Regions from separate parts of the Mus musculus genome. Here region 1 is linked to region 2. Evidence: chromatin loops called from intact Hi-C (ENCODE). Cell type or tissue: left cerebral cortex. All regions are shown on one strand. Each heading gives the region's core, and the rest is flanking DNA. Links, peaks and the distances in the headings are about the cores only. Region 1 has its middle 42 kb from the start of Gm41042. Region 2 has its middle 87 kb from the start of Gm41042.

What was found. Peaks named below come from ENCODE experiments on the same cell type or tissue, not always from the same donor. Only the 100,000 strongest peaks of a DNase experiment are listed, where the experiment ranks them.
Region 1: a loop joins it to region 2, with 2.7 times the contacts of the local background. A loop is called at or near these places in 2 of 42 quality-filtered maps.

Annotation. Positions count from the first base shown.
Region 1 is chr13:100,953,679-100,956,596 of GRCm38, reverse strand. No RefSeq gene overlaps it. Among named protein-coding and RNA genes, the nearest start is that of Gm41042, 42 kb to the left of the region's middle. In left cerebral cortex, for the core only: a CTCF peak has its summit at 1,344 (motif pointing left); DNase peaks (open chromatin) are centred at 894, 1,566, 1,840 and 2,613; H3K27ac peaks cover 2,424 bases.
Region 2 is chr13:101,082,895-101,085,812 of GRCm38, reverse strand. No RefSeq gene overlaps it. Among named protein-coding and RNA genes, the nearest start is that of Gm41042, 87 kb to the right of the region's middle. In left cerebral cortex, for the core only: a CTCF peak has its summit at 1,479; a DNase peak (open chromatin) is centred at 1,401.

The DNA of each region.
Region 1 (2,918 bases), core at 302-2,801, 130 kb after region 2:
ATGAGTGACTAATAACCTCAGTGCTCCCAGAGTTCATGCCTGCACTCAGTGTCTCCCTTCATGCTTTCCTCCCAGATGCCTTCCTTTCTGCCACACCCACACTGACACGCCCACACTGCCATTCTCATTCATGGTTGACCATTTCTTCTATCAGCGCCATGCACCCAGGGGGGGAAAAAAAAAAAGAATGTCTTCAAAGACCAGAGAGGGGCCAACTTCAACAAATTTCCTTTTCTCCTCTCAACAAATACACAGACAAGACAGATCAGAGGATACACCAACACTGCCTGGGCCCAAGCTGCCAATGCTGGAGTAGCCACACCACACTGATGACAGTGCCTGATCTTACCATAGGTGTTTAGTTCCCGCCATTATGAAGTTTGTTCTGAACAGTGATTGGAAAGCCAGAGAAACGGCTCTGAGGATGGCACAGTTTGCACCCAGCCAGAAACCTGAGTTCAATCGCTGGGACCCAGGTAAACATAGAGACTCAAACTGTCCTCTGACCTACGTGTGTGTGCTGCAGCATATACAGACATGCATAAAATGTAATTTTAATTTTTTTTAAACTAAACTTGAATGGATCAGAATCACCCAAACTTCTAATAATTAAAATTTTAGGTTGCCATATAAAACTATTATGGTGGCATTTTCCTTGTGTAGTATGAAAATATCATTTCTCAGATAACATCGACTTAAAAAATAAATAAATAAATAAATAAATAAATAAACAGGGCCTCTCACCGCCCTGGACCTCACCAAGTAGGCTAGCCTGGCTGGCCAATGAGCCACGGGGATCTGCCTGCATCTTCCTCCCCAGTGCTGAGTCTACAGCTACATCCTCCCAAGGCGAGCTCTTATCACTTAGGTTCTGGAGATGAAGCCTGAATCTCTGTGCTTACAAGCTGTCCTGTCTCGGGTCCATGTTACGGTATTTTGACATGTACTCTGCTCATGCTTGGCTCCCTCCCCCGCTGACATCCTCACTACCTCCTCCCAACCCCTGCCTCCTGCTGGTTTGTTTATTTGTTTGTTTTTTGAGGAGTTGCAGGGGGGTGGTGTTGATGATAAGCATGTGTATGTGTGTTGTGTGTGTGTCTGTGCTGTGCTGTGCCGTGTGTATACGTGTTGTACACATGTCAACATGGGTGGGAGTGGCATGCAAATGCTTCTTTCTCATCACAGCCTGTTATGACTGCTGTCATCCTCATTTTACAGGGAAGCAGTTTGAGGCATCGCTGAAATTAAGGAACTTCCCAAAACCACTAGTTTGAGGCGAGGTTTAAGGAATTCCTGGTGTGGCAGCCACCCTCAGCAATGCTGCAGATGCCCTCTGCAGGAGCCAGTCAGGAGAGTCAGAGTATAAGTTGTAAATGGCCAGGATGAAGATAGATACTCCTGCAGAATCTGCTGAGGGGCGGTGAAGCTCTCTTCGCCTGCACATCTGGCTAAGAAGACTAAGACAGACCAGCTCGCTTCACTGCACCTCAGCTTTGCAGATTGCAAAACCAAAGACCAGCATAGCTACCACCTACCACCCCCAGCTTGTTCCTAAGAAGGAGATAAGAATTCTCGGCTATTATGTAAGATGCAGCTTTCTCTCCAGCCTCTTGCTTGCTGACGAGTATGAAAGTCTCCAAACCTCCTGAGGGGCAAGGCTCACCTTCTCCCTGGAACCTACCACCACCAGGATCTCCCTGTTCTTCCGTCGCCCACTCTTGGCCCATCTATCTATCAGGCCCTGTCACTGATAGACTGGGAGCTCTAAGCTCCAAAACTGTTCCTAGCGTGATGCATATATTTTAGAACCTCTGTTTGTTCCTGTGGAGTGACTATCTGACAGCTCAGTTGGACACATTTTTAGGTGTTCTGATTCCACCCTCAGCCTGTACCTCACAAGCCCCAAAGGCATATGTTGAAGGCTTTGCCTGCTGTGCAGCTGGCAGGAGGCATGTCACACCTACTTTGTAAGCTTAGGAGGGCTCCTGTCAAGAGCTCCATCTTCTCAGAATTAAGACTCTTCTGAAAGCTTCTCTTGGTCCAGCCAATGACAAAACTGTCCAGACAATACACAGATGTCCTGGAGTCCAAGTCAGCAAATAAAAGCTGATTCCTTTTTATTTCCTTTTCTTGGCTTTGCTTGTGGAAGGGACAGCCAGCCTCCCTTTCCCCCAGTCTCTTCTCACCACTGTTTGTTTATTATTGGAGCAGAACAAGACCCCAAGAGCTGTGCCCTTGGTCTGAAGTTCTGACTGTAATGGGAATAGTCACCAGGGGATGAAGTGTCACTGTGGTTCTCTAATGATCAAGGACAGCATGCCTGTGAGAGAGTGTGCAGCCAGGGTCTCAGGCTGTCGCCACATGCCTTATTCTGCCTCTGCTCTCTGCCCTGCCAACAGCTAATTGATTCTTGAAAATGCTCAGAGGTAGTTTGAGTAGAAAAGACACTTTATATCTGCTTACAACAATTCTCCAGAGGGACAAAAGAAAAGAAAAGAAAAAAATCTTTCCCATGCCCAGATTCCTCGGTTTGACTCTTTCTCCTATTCAATTCCCAGTTAGCTAAAACATCAGCATCCAAGGAGGCAAACAGAAGATTCCTCTGATAACCTGTCCCTGCCAAATGAAGAGCCAGGCATGTGAACAACGAGCATAAATAGTTAAAATGAGTGAGGAGGTAGGGAGGTAGGGAGGCAGGGAGGGAGGCAGGGAGAGAGGCAGGGAGAGAGGCAGGGAGGCAGACAGGAAGGCAGGGAGGGTGGCAGGGAGGGTGGCAGGGAGGCAGGCAGGCAGGGAGGCAGGCAGGCAGGAAGGCAGGGAGGCAGGCAGGCAGGAAGGCAGGCAGGCAGGAAGGCAGGAAGAAGGCAGGAAGGCAGGAAGGCAGGAAGGCAGGAAGGCAGGAAGGCAGGAAGGCAGGA
Region 2 (2,918 bases), core at 191-2,690:
CTCATGTGAAGCAGGATGAATTCAAGAGGGCTTATTTATAAACATCTGAGAGAGCTCAAACATCTGACTCTCAGTACCATTCAAGGTGCCATCACACTAGGACAATGGAAAGAGAAGAAAAGTGTCCTGCATAAACAGCCTCTTGAGAATAAAGGATCCTTAGGACACAAGTCAAGTCTCCTTTCTCTTTAAACTAAACTCGAATAATCACAGTCCATGTGTATTCCATCCTGAATCTCAAGTAGCAACCATATCAAATCTGATGGCTTGAATAAAAAGTCTCCATAGGCTCACTGGGAGTGGCACTCTTAGGAGGTATGGCCTTGCTGGAATCCCTATGGCTCTTTTAGAGGAAGCATGTCACTGAGGTTGGGCTTTGAGGTCTCTGAAGCTCAAGCTGAACCTACTGGCTCACTGTTTCTTCCTGCTAACTGCAGATCCAGATATAGAACTCTCAGTTCCTTCTGCAGCACCATGTCTGCCTGCCTGCTGCCTGTCATGACTTGAATATGCTTGGCCCAGGGAGTGGCACTATTTGGAGGTGTGGCCTTGTTGGGGTAGGTGTTTCACTGTTAGCATGGGCTTTAAGACTCTCATCCTAGCTGCCTGGACAGTCTTCTCCTAACAGTCTTCTCCTAACAGCCTTCAGATGAAGATGTAGAACTCTCATCTCCTCTTGCACCATGCCTGCCTGGATGCTGCCATGCTCCTGCCTTGATGATAATGAAATGAACCTCTGAACTTGTGAGACAGCCCCAATTTAACATTGTCCTTATAGAACTGACTTGGTCATGGTGTCTGTTCACAGCAGTAAAACCCTAACTAATAAACCGCCACACTTCCAGCCATGCTAATAATAGGCTAAACTTCTGAACTATAAGACAGACTCAATTAAATGCTTTCCTTTATAAGAATTGTGTGGTTATGGTGTCTTATCACAATAAACCTTTACTAAGACACCAAGCAAGCATCTACCACACACATGTATGAACTCACAGATCTTCCGTTCAGCCAACACCAAACTCTATGAAGGCAGAGAATACATCTCTTCCCTCTAGCAATCCCATGATAACACCAGTGATTTTGAACCATTCCATTTTCCAACACAGTAACGAAACCATGGAAATTCACAGGTAAGGCATTCCCCAAGGGTGTTCCTTGGATTATAATACTGCACACCACACTCCTGCATATCTTCTCTACTCAAGTGAACATAGCAAAATGAAGATTAATGTGGCCAGATTATTTTACAGATAATCTTGAATCCTCTCTGATATCTCAATGTACACTGTATGACAACTTTGTGTTCTGTCACTATTAGCTTGTACCTGGCAACATATCACATAACTACATAATATTTATATGAGCACAAGTACAGAATGTGCTGAGGAGGAGGAAGGATTCCAGAGTGAGTAGGTGGTGTTGAAGAAATGTGCAGTCCCCAGCGCTGCAAACACAGATACACGGCTGTAGAAGCGGCTTAAGCCCTAGCGTGCACTTTCTGAATTTCAGAAACGCTTCACTTATGTAGTCTCAGAAAAATGTGGTCACATGCCTTATACACTAGCTAGAAAAACCCTTAATTTTATAAATAAGTAAATTGAGATAAATAATCTTCTCCATGATGATAAAATAAATAAATTATATATTAACCAAGGTAGTACTGGAACCCAAAAGTAAATCAAAGACATTCAATGAAAAACAACAAAAACAAAATGATTTTCTTACTTGGAATCCACTAATTCTTTTTTTTTTTTCACCAAGAGCAAATTTTTTCTGACTATCACCTTGTACCAGGTGATGGCCCTTTTCTAGGTAATAGGAATGCATAATGCATGATAAACATGCTCTAGGTGAGGGCATTCATCTACATAGGTCACAGAAAACCCTCTAATAAAGGTTTTGAGCAGAGAGGTAAAGATGAAGTAGGGGACAGGGAGGATGGTGCTCTGGATAGATGAGGAACAAAAGCAGTTATGACTGGTAAGTTCCTTGTGAGAAGGCCTCTATGGATAGACTAGAGGGAAGCAAGGAGAAGATGGCTGGAGGTGAGATCAAAGGTCAGGGAGAGAAGCCAGATCATGTTGGATTCTGGATCCTTCACCAAATGAAATGAGAAATCATTAATGGGTTTCTGTCTGACAAGGAACAGAATTTTGCAATCTTTACACTGGCTGGTCCGTGGGGAAGAGAGTGGTATAAGGAAGAATTACACTATTACAGCAACTCTGGAGACAGGCAGGAAGTTTAGATTGGAATGATGGGGGTGAAGCTTGAAGAGTGGTCAGATTTCTGAACATATTGTGACAGATGTGAGAGCTGATTAGATATGAGCTGTGAGAAATACAGAGGAGTGGCAGATGAGGTCTGAGGATTGAAGCTGAGTTAACTAAAAGAAGTTTGGGAGGAAGGTCAAGTGTGCATTGGACATGCTAGTGTGCATGGACAAACTTTGCACACATGGGAACCTCAGAAGAGGAACTGGGAGGAATCTATACAAAGAAGATATTTCAAGACTCGGGGCAAGAAATGAGAACCAACAAAAGAGAGGCATGGGCCTGAGCTCTAGATCAAAGGCCACATGGTATTCTCCTTCCCAAGCATTCTGTGTGTACTTTAATGTGGACTTTCTCAATAGAACACCCCAAGAATTCTGATTTTTTTCATCAGCTGGACAATTTGCTGCTGGTGTGTCAATAAGACTTGCCTTTCTATCTATCTCTTTTGGGGTCTGTTTACTGCCTTAAGCAAGCAGCATGGGGGGGAAGGGTCAAAGAAGCCAAGCCAGCAGAAAGAGCCATTAAAGAGCCAAAGTAACGTCCCCCAAATGCAGGGATGCTGAGAATTCAGGGAGACAAGAGGAGGAGAAAGGCCACTACTGGATGCTCACTAGAAAAGAGAGGTGATGCCTTTCCCGG